Regions from separate parts of the Homo sapiens genome. Here region 2 is linked to region 1. The links are chromatin contacts, found by Hi-C or POLR2A ChIA-PET in ENCODE. All regions are on one chromosome and are shown on one strand. The core of a region is the stretch at or near the end of the contact, and the rest is flanking DNA. Distances in the headings are between cores, read along the strand shown. Region 1 holds the start of SOX15 (SRY-box transcription factor 15). Region 2 holds the start of DNAH2 (dynein axonemal heavy chain 2).

Region 1 (4,084 bases), core at 113-2,612:
TCCTGTACCCCCCATTTCTGGGGCCTCATCACTGTGGAAGACGGGGATAGTAAGAGATAAGTGGGTGGGAGGCACGGGGAAGGTTTTGGAGTAGAACCAGGGGTGTGTATGAAGGGGGGTGACAAGGTCCCCCTGGGGAGGGGACCAACCTTGTCTGGTGGATGAGAAGGCGTATTTATTTTTCACTGTACAGTATTTAAAAAGAGAATAAAAAAATCCAAATGGCTGTCTGGCTCCTGTGCCTTCTTTGTCCCCAGTTTGGTCCATTTGTTTCTCTAGGACTGACCTGCCCTGGCCCCTGGCTCTTGTTTTCTGTTCCTCCACATCTGACTTCTCTTCATTGTCTCTTGTCCCAAAGATGGTCTTACTTCTGGGAATTCCTGACATTCCTAAACTCCCCAGGCCCAGGTTCTCCCTCCTGGTTCAGAGGAGGGGGGCTTGTGCCTTGTTGCTTCTCCCCTCCCCCAAGTTTGCTGGTAGAGGGAGTTGGGCCACTCCTATACCCTGAGTCACAGCACAGGCTAGGCAGGGCTGCTCAGAGCTGGAGCTGTTCCTGTAGAAGCTGAGAGCCAAGGCAGGCTGCTTAATCCGATTACCTGAGGCCTGGGGCTTGGGCTGGGCCGTTGGGCAGAGTGGGGAGCAGGGTTCCCTCACAGCAGCCTCTGGAGCCCGGGGTCCGGCCTTCTTGGTGGTGTTCTGTTCTGGCTCCAGGCTTTTTCTCCGGCATGCGCATCACAGACCTCTTAACTTGGGGAGTTGTCCTGGGTTTCCTGGCTCCCCCCTCATGACTTGGACGACTGAAGCTAAAACTTGCCATAATTCAATAGCAGTGGAGAAATATAGGTTTAGGGACTGGAGTTGGGAGGGCTTAAGTTTTCTCACTTGGGAAAGGGGTTGAATCACGGCCCAAGCACCTGCTGGAATGACTCAGGAAACAAAAATGGTCTCCCTCCTCGGCCTTTCTTGCCCCAGGGGCAGTTCTGGGATTTGAGGAGCAACAGGCACCAGGAAAGGGGTTGGGGTGGTGGTCCGGGATGCTCCCAAGCTCCTCTCAGCACAACTCGGGCCCTGAGGGCACTTCATCCCCCTGTGTTTGATCCCATTGTGGAAAGAATTGGCTTTAAATTGCCTGTGCTTCAGGGAGGGGAGGCAATCAGCAACGGGCTGGAAGGCCTGACATCAGGTCTTGGGTGGGGGGGGCGGGGGGCGTGGCACCCTGAGGGTGTTGGGGGCTGGGACAAACAGGACACCTGGGTTTACCTACGGGCTGAGGATGTTGGCGCCCTTAAGGAGGTGCAGTCTTATGGGAGGGACAGGGGCGGAGTCAGTCTTTAAAAGCTGTTCCCAGGTCTGGCCCGCCTGCCACAAACGCTGAGCCCAGGTGGGAGAGGTCTGGCCTATCCGCGCCTGGCAGCTGTCGGAACTCCGGAGACCACAAAGGGGTTTATGGTTTACCCCCTCCACGGAAGGTCGGTCTGATCGCAGCTGCGGGTCGGGGAGAGGGACCGGGGGTCCCCCAGTCAGTAGGCCTCAGAACACCTCTTCAGTGCCGGGGCACCAGACAGCGGATTTTGCATTCGACTCTCCCCAAAGTGTGCCGAACAGGTTGGAAGCAAAGGCTCCGGTTTAAGCTCTGGGCTTGGGGATAAAATACACTTTTTAAGGACCCAAGTTCCTCGGCAACGACTCCAGACTGGGAAGACCTTTCCATTTTCAGGATCGACGCTTCACGTTGAGGGGAGGGCATTCAGGACGCCCTCTTAAGGCTTCTCCCAACCCATGGCGCTACCAGGCTCCTCACAGGACCAGGCCTGGAGCCTGGAGCCTCCGGCTGCCACGGCTGCTGCCTCCTCATCTTCGGGACCCCAGGAGCGGGAGGGCGCTGGGAGCCCCGCGGCCCCCGGGACGCTGCCCCTGGAGAAGGTGAAGCGGCCGATGAACGCGTTCATGGTGTGGAGCTCCGCTCAGCGCCGCCAGATGGCGCAGCAGAACCCCAAGATGCACAACTCCGAGATCTCCAAGCGCCTGGGCGCGCAGTGGAAGCTGCTGGACGAGGACGAGAAGCGGCCCTTCGTGGAGGAGGCCAAGCGGCTCCGCGCCCGACACCTGCGCGACTACCCCGACTACAAGTACCGGCCTCGGCGCAAGGCCAAGAGCTCGGGCGCCGGACCTTCCCGCTGCGGACAGGGAAGAGGCAACCTGGCCAGCGGCGGCCCGCTCTGGGGGCCGGGGTACGCGACCACCCAACCGAGCAGAGGCTTTGGGTACAGACCCCCCAGCTACTCGACAGCCTACCTGCCTGGCAGCTATGGGTGAGTGCCTGGGAAGCGGGCCGAAGACGGAGGCCCATGCGCCCCTCTTCTGGAGCCTTGGTGGGGGCGGATGCCGGAGGACGGGAGCCCACCCAAGCAGAGGCCACTCGCGGCCAAGGTGTGGCGGGCGCAGGCCCAGTACCTCCGGGGCCTGTGTAGGGTGGGGCGGATCAGGGTTCTCCCAGAGGGCGTTTCCATCTCAGTCTGAAGGTGGTGGGCCCTGTAGGGTCAGGTGACTGACCCCTGGATGCGACTGTGTCCTAGTTAGATGCCCCGTTTCCCCCCTGCTTCTGGCCTGTGTGTGACCCAGCTTCCTCTCCCAGCCCCCAGGGCAAGGAGAGGCCGAGCTCATTCTGCCCTTTCCTGGCCTGACTCCCCAAGAGGAAAACAGCCGTGCAGCACGCAAGCCCGCTCCCGAGCGTGCCCCAACAGGGCCGCGGGCTCTCCATCCCGGGGTCGGCTTCCATGCCTGCTGCGCCCAGCGGGCTGGGTAGCCAGGGCTGGGTGGGTGGCACGCTCTACCCTGTCTGCCCAGAACTGGCCAGACTCACCTCCAACCCAGGGAAGTGCCCTCTAACCTCTTGTTTCTCTCTGCAGCTCTTCCCACTGCAAACTGGAAGCCCCCTCACCGTGCTCCCTCCCTCAGAGTGACCCTAGGCTCCAGGGGGAACTGCTGCCCACCTATACCCACTACCTGCCCCCTGGCTCTCCCACTCCATACAACCCTCCCCTTGCTGGTGCCCCCATGCCCCTAACCCACCTCTAACCCTCATGGACGCAGACCTCACGGGACGGGCCTCATCCTCCTTTTTTAATCCAGCAGCATCCCCTACCCCAGGCTGTCAACCCTTTCTCCTGTTGGACTACAGTTCAGAGGCAGCCTGCAGTCCTCCCATGATAGCCAGGGAGAGCCGCACAACATACAATTATATTTTTGGTAGTATTAAACAGTTTTGTATTATTCAACTGAGTCTCCAGTCTTTATTGTCCCATCTGTTCCCCTCACTGCAGCAGGAACCAGCCCCATCTCCACTCCCTTCCGCCTAGACCTGCCAGAGCAGGAACCTCCTCACCCCACCCTGGGGCCCTGCCTGAGTCATTCTCCGTCCCCCTTCCCCCACCCCAGCACTGGGGTCCGGGAGACAGTCCCAGCCGGGCTGAGGGAGGGAGGCAGCCACAGCCTCCCAGTCCCTCCACTCTGCCGTCCAGACTCAGTCTTCCAGGGCCAGAAGGGAAGCAGGGAGGCTGGAGGACAGGGTAAAACATTTGCCCAGGATAGTGTTACACAGCTGGAAATTGCTGCTAGAGGAGGAGGCTTGGCTGAATGACTGAATTAATAGTACATGTACAGGGCTTACGAAAGCACTCAAATGTCAAAATTTTGGCTTGGGAGACTCTACCCCCATCCTCTCCTTTTCTAAGGATCTGGATCCATCAACCATTTGTTTCCACTAAAAGAAAACCCTGGCTCAGAAAGTCTGCAAGTGCAGAGGAATGGAGGATGAGTAAGTCACACCAGCAGGCTGGCTCAGATGGGGAGAACCCTGAGGTTGGGTGAATGAGTGGAAACGGAATGACTCCAGTAGCTGGCTCTACTGCGCCTTTTTCTGCTTGTGGGGAGGCTTTGCATTCCAGTAGAAGAGCAGCTGGGCGGCGATGAGGCCGTTGCAGAGAGAGGAGACCACAAAGGTCCCAGCCATCAGGGGATCTCCGGTTTCCTGGTTGCAAGAGACAGAGCCAGGGTTACCCTTCAGCATAGCTCAAGAAAGGTT
Region 2 (5,495 bases), core at 686-3,185, 130 kb before region 1:
CCCTGAACCAGCCCCCTGATACAAGCAGTCCCTTTTGAATTCATAAATTGACTGAAACTCAATATGATCATCTTTTCTGGTGGTACCCACACCCTGCTCCATTAACCACAAGGGCTCTGTACTCCACAGGGGCCTGGGAGGCCTTGCTGTTTTTCCCTAGGATATCCTACTGTCTTCGGGGCACTGGGCTAAAAATCAAAGTCAGTCCCTCAAGGCACTAGGAACAAATGGGAGTTAAAGATGATGGCCAGGCTGGGTGCGGTGGCTCATGCTTGTAATCCCAGCATTTTGGGAGGCCGAGCCGGGTGGATCACCTGAGGTCAGGAGTTCGAGACCAGCCTGGCCAACATGGCAAAACCCCGTCTCTACTAAAAATACAAAAAATTAGCCAGGAGTGGTGGTGCGTGCCTGTAATTCCAGCTACTCGGGAGGCTGAGGCAGGAGAATCTCTTGAACCCGAGAGGTAGAGGCTGCAGTGAGCCAAGATCATGCTACTATACTCCAGCCTGGCTGACAGAGTGAGACTCTATCTCAAAAAAAAAAAAAAAAAAGATGGCCAGACACCCCACTAATGAGGATTTAGAACCTCTATCTCTGCCCCGGGGTATGAGAACATAAGATAATCAGGAAAAGATCTATCAAGCTGAAGTGTGGTTGCCCAAACCCTCATCCACTCTACCCTCCAGGACCATGAGTGAGTGAGAGAGGATCAAGGAAGGGGTGCACATCCCCCATCCTTTGTCACTGTTCAATCATTCAAGCAAACCAAGATGATTTTCCTATGTACCTCTTTTCCTCCCAAGTTAAATGGAAATATGCTCCTCCCAATCCCACTAAAATCTGCAACATCTGTAAACAGAGAAAAACAGTATTTGCCACCTGGGTCTATCGCTTTGAAGTCCTGAGGGGCAGGAACACTGTTTTGTGTGTACTGAGGTCTCTTAGCAGAGTTGGCTGAGGAACTCTGTGCTAATGGTTAAGATCAGTCAGGATCATTTATTTGACTCAAAATGCCCTGAGAACAGATTGGAAGAAAGAAGGACAAAAGTCATCCAATCATAAATTTCAAATTGTGTCATGAGGAAAAAGCAATTGGGGCACGAGGAAGGTCACAGTGGTGCCTCTCTCAGAAAGGTAGGATGGCAGGAAGCGGGGATCTCGGACAGGTGCTCAGAATCCCAGGCGCAAAGTCTGAGGCGCTGGGCACTCTCTTTTCATTAGGCTGCAGCCTAACGGCACCTGTGGCTCTCCTTCCTCATCCCCACAGGCTGCCACAGGCATTGATCTCAGGTTATGAATTTCAAACTTGAAGGATTTGTACTTTGCTCCAAGGAAAAACGTTCTGTTAGGCCAGCAAATCAATAAAACCAACTACAGCAAGGAGGCTTCCTCCATCAGTCTCCAGAGAAGCATCAAGCTGCGCTTTCCTGCCTCAAACTAGAGCCTGAGGCGCATGCACCGTGGGGTTCACCACGCGATCCCACACCGCAGGCCCCAGGAGGAACTGCTCTGCTAAGTCGGGGCTCACTCTAGTACTAGGAAATACCGCAGGGGCCAGCAGTATTTATCCTGCAGTATAAATCCAGCAGTATTTATCCAGCAGTATTTATACCAGCAGCTGGTATCCTTAAACTGGTTACCAGCAGGCAAATTTCCCCTCAGAATGGCTCTTCCCCCCCAGCTGTCACAACTGCCCCTTCTCCTCCCCCTCCCCCACACAAATATTCCTTGCTCCCTCTCCCTCCACAACTGCCTCTTCTCCCCAACAACTGTCCCTTCCTACCCCGACACTACTGCCCCTTCTCCCCAGCACTCCTTCCCTCCTTCCCTCTGCCCCCGACACACACCTTGCCACGCTGACCCTCCCCTCCCTAGACCGACCGATGGGCCACTCTAAGAAGTTGCCCCTCGCAGCCCTCTCGGGCCGGCGTCTGCACGCGTCCCCATGGCAACCCCGGGCAGGGAGGGGCGAGTGGCCGGTGTGCGGCCCCTCGGAGCCCGCCTCCTCCGCGCAGGCGCCCTGGATCCCTGCTTCGCGGCCCCACCCCGCCCAGGTCTACCCCTCAGGGACCCAGGGCTTGAAGGCTCCGGGACTAAAGGAAAGTAGCCACATCTGGCGAGCCGAAGGGTGCGGGGGGCCTGGTGTCAGGACCCAGCTGGAAGGGCTGGGGCGAGAGACAGTGAGCCACCGCCCCGCAGGACATTGAAAAGGCAGGGAGAACCCAATCGCCCGACCCCGCGCCCAGGTCTGTGCGCCCCAGCCGGAACGGGTCCAGCAGATGGCGCCGGGCGCCAGGCCGGCGAGGGATATTCGCGATGTAGAAGGCGTTCCAGGATTTCCAGGCAGCCGTGGGTGCAGCTGGATCCGGGGGAAAAACCGGGCCTGGAGCACCCTTGCCCTCCTGCTCCTTCCCCCTTCTTAGTTCGGATTGGGGTCTAGGATTGCGGGGGGGCGGCGCGGGGCGGGGAAAGGGAGGGAAGACGGGAACTGGAGTTTTGGGAATCTGAGGATTGGCTTTCGAAGGCATCGCTGGTTTTTGGGGGGGATGAGAGGCGGGGACTCCCTGGGGAAGGTGACCGGGCCTGGGAGGGGCTTCGCTCTCCATAGGAACAAAGGCTGCGTCGTGAGAGAGGAGGCGAGAGGGGAGGGCTATGAGGGCCGGGGTACATCTCCGAGGGTGCCAGGGGGCGCTGCGGGCCGGGGCTGCTAGAAGGCGCCTGGAAGACCGCTGTACCTGGTGCCGGGAGGAGCTTTGGGGAGACCTGGGAAATACAGGGAGGAAGCCGAGTGGGGGGATGGGAAGGCGCCCTCCCTGTTTCCATCAATAGTGCCTAATTAAGACAAAGCCAGCAGCGAGCCCACTGATTACATTTCCATGAGGAGCGAAATTTATGACATTTTCTTTGCTGGATGAGGAGAAGAGAAGCTGGCACCTCAGTTCCCCCATTTTCTGTTTGGCGTTCACACCTAACAGATCTCATTATGCCAGCCTGGCACTACCAGGAGTGGCAGTCCCTGGTACTCCTGAAGAGCAAGTGGATTAACCACACCCTATCCCAGCGCTGACCTCACCCTCCCACCTACCGTATCTTTATTCCCAGAAGTGTCAACCCTTTCCCTCCCCCCGACCCCCAATAATTCCTCCTGCCCAGCCAGACTCCTGTTGCTGACAGCAGGAATGGAAGGAGAGGAGTACCGCCCACCCCAAAACCAGCTGCACAGCTAGCACAGCTAAGATGGAACGTGGAGGTGTTCCTCTAGCCAGATAGGCCATGGGTGGCAGACAGAGGTGATGTGGTTGGCCAGAACCCCTAGGGAAAAGTCCCAAAGGAGTGAAAATTTGCTGGAGGCGTGGGGTGGGGAGCCTCAGGGGCAAGGTTCATGGGTCCCTCGGGGAAAGGAACTTTGCACAGACCCCATTTCTTTTCTTAAACCCCCCTCCCCAACTGTGGCTGTGCCTACGGATCCCAGCCCCCCACATTATGCTAAATAGGTAATCAAACATCTCGCTTTGCTAATTACTGCTCAATCCGATTAAACGCTGCTGAAGCTCATCAACAGAGGTGGAGGTAGGGGGAAGGGACGAAGGCGGGGCAACCACAGCTAGCTATGATGGGGGTCTTTTCCCCAGGGGCTCTTCGGGGCTAGAGAAACAGCCAGGGTTGCAAGACCGTGTACATCCCAAAGGAAAGGGCAGAAGAGTTGTGACCTCGAGCCTCAGCCTTGCTGCACCTCCCAGCCACGGCCCTTTTCCTCCTCCCAGAACCTTCATTACCCTCCGAACCCAGGCATCCGGCCATTCCCACAGCTCCCCACACACATCCCTGTCCCAGATTTAATAAGTTCTGTTCCCTCATTGTCAATATTTGATTTCTCAGAGCCATCTCCACGGAGAGGGGGGTGGGGGATCTTTCCTTGCCTCCCCCCTACTTTGGCCCTCTTTTGCCCACCCCCAGTCTCTTTGTGCCCCCAACCTTCTCTGAACTTGCTGACTTAATGAAATGATATTAAAGTCTTAAGCAACTCCAAAAGAATGGTTGTTATGGTGAAGGGAGTGGGCAGGACGCCTGGGTCCCGGAGGGGAGCAAAGGCTGAGGAGGGGGAAAGGGAGCCAGAGGCTAAGGTCTAGAGACCCCAGTCCCTAGTGGGGAACAGCAGATTTGGGGTGAGCTGGGGGCCAGACCTCTGGATCTTGGCTGGAAGCAGGGGATGAGGACTGGGGGCTAGGAGAAGGTGGAAAGAGAGGTCCATTCCAGGGGTCAGGGTCTCGGCCTGCTGTCCGGATCATTCATCAGAGACAGAGGCCAGGGGAGACAGGGCCTCTATGCCAGCAGCCTCCCTGCCGGCTGTGCCCTGGGCTGGTCCCGTGAGAACCAGAGTAGATTACTCTACAGCCTGACTCATCCTTCTCCCCCAGCAGCCCCCCACAGGTGATTTGTAGCTGATGCCCCCACGATGGTAGGGGCCAGGATAGTCATTCCATGACATGAAGAACTGAGAGCTTCCAGGACAGAAGAGAACAGAGGCCAAGGGAAAGGAAGCCAAGCACCCCCCTTCACCTCCCCCCACCCATCCCCATCTCCCCTGGGGACCCTGGCCCAGCCCCAGTCCCCTTGGGGTGGTGGGAATGCAAGGACATTTGGCTGGGGCTGATTGATGAGGGAGGAGGCAGCCACCGGGCACTGAGGCTGCTGTTTGCTGAGCACACAGATTCCTCCCAACTCACCAGCTGCTACCCCCTGAAGCAGCTCAGTCTCCCCCCGACATCACCCCGCCAGCCACTGGGGTTGCGGTGCCTGAGTTTCTGATGGCAACTGGAGGAAGAGGGAGAACCAGAAAACTGAACACTTCGATTCCCTGTGGGAATTGGGGTACCTGGGGCCTGGTCCCCTCAGAACTCCCTTCAGAACTCCACTTTCCCTGCTACCTTTCAAGTAGCTCTCTGGCTGCCCAGTTGTCATTCCCATTCATTCTGTGTCCCTTTTCCTTCCCCCACCCAACTCTGAGCCTATGCCAGACAGCCTCCTGCCTCCAAACCACCGTGTGACATTTCTCCCAGGTCTCAAAACTCTCCCAAGCCCCATGTCCACGGTGGCCCATATAGCCCCTTAGGAAGGGCCATTTTTCATTCTAATTAAAATTCCAGATATGATGTCAACCATTCCGCATCAGAAATTCCCACTGCAAGGCCAGGCACAGTGGCTCACATCTGTAATTCCAGCACTTTGGGAAGCTGAGGTGGGTGGATCACCTGAGGTCGGGAGTTCAAGACCAGCCTGGCCAATGTGGTGAAACCCCATCTCTACTAAAAATACAAAAAATTAGCCGGGCGTGGTGGCACATGCCTGTAGTCCCAGCTACTCGGGAGGCTGAGGCACGAGAATTGCACCACTGCACTCCAGCCTGGGCCACAGAGCGAGACTGTCTCAAAAAAAAAAAAAAAGAAAAGAAAAAGAAAAGAAATTCCCACTGCCACTCCTTGCCCCATTCCCCT

Evidence for each region. A loop is a pair of places that touch in the nucleus more often than their neighbours do. ChIA-PET counts read pairs that join two places held with the same protein, here RNA polymerase II (POLR2A). Pooled maps may share reads with other maps.
Region 2: a map of PC-9 shows a loop between it and region 1 (14-fold over the local background). The contact joins the promoter of DNAH2 here to the promoter of SOX15 in region 1. A Hi-C loop is called at or near these places in 1 of 168 maps with a recorded cell type or tissue (PC-9) and 5 of 50 pooled maps. POLR2A ChIA-PET finds 5 or more read pairs at or near these places in 12 of 52 experiments (A549, Caco-2, H1 and 7 more).

The regions. Positions count from the first base shown.
Region 1 is chr17:7,587,372-7,591,455 of GRCh38, reverse strand. SOX15 (SRY-box transcription factor 15) reads left to right here and starts at 1,362. Exons shown (of 2, transcript NM_006942.2): 1 at 1,362-2,312; 2 at 2,910-3,278. The coding sequence starts at 1,780. The coding sequence ends at 3,078. FXR2 (FMR1 autosomal homolog 2) reads left to right here. Exons shown (of 17, transcript NM_004860.4): 17 at 1-226. MPDU1 (mannose-P-dolichol utilization defect 1) reads right to left here. Exons shown (of 7, transcript NM_004870.4): 7 at 3,244-4,030. The coding sequence ends at 3,905. RefSeq lists an enhancer at 1,644-2,218.
Region 2 is chr17:7,714,184-7,719,678 of GRCh38, reverse strand. DNAH2 (dynein axonemal heavy chain 2) reads right to left here and starts at 1,935. Exons shown (of 86, transcript NM_020877.5): 1 at 880-1,935.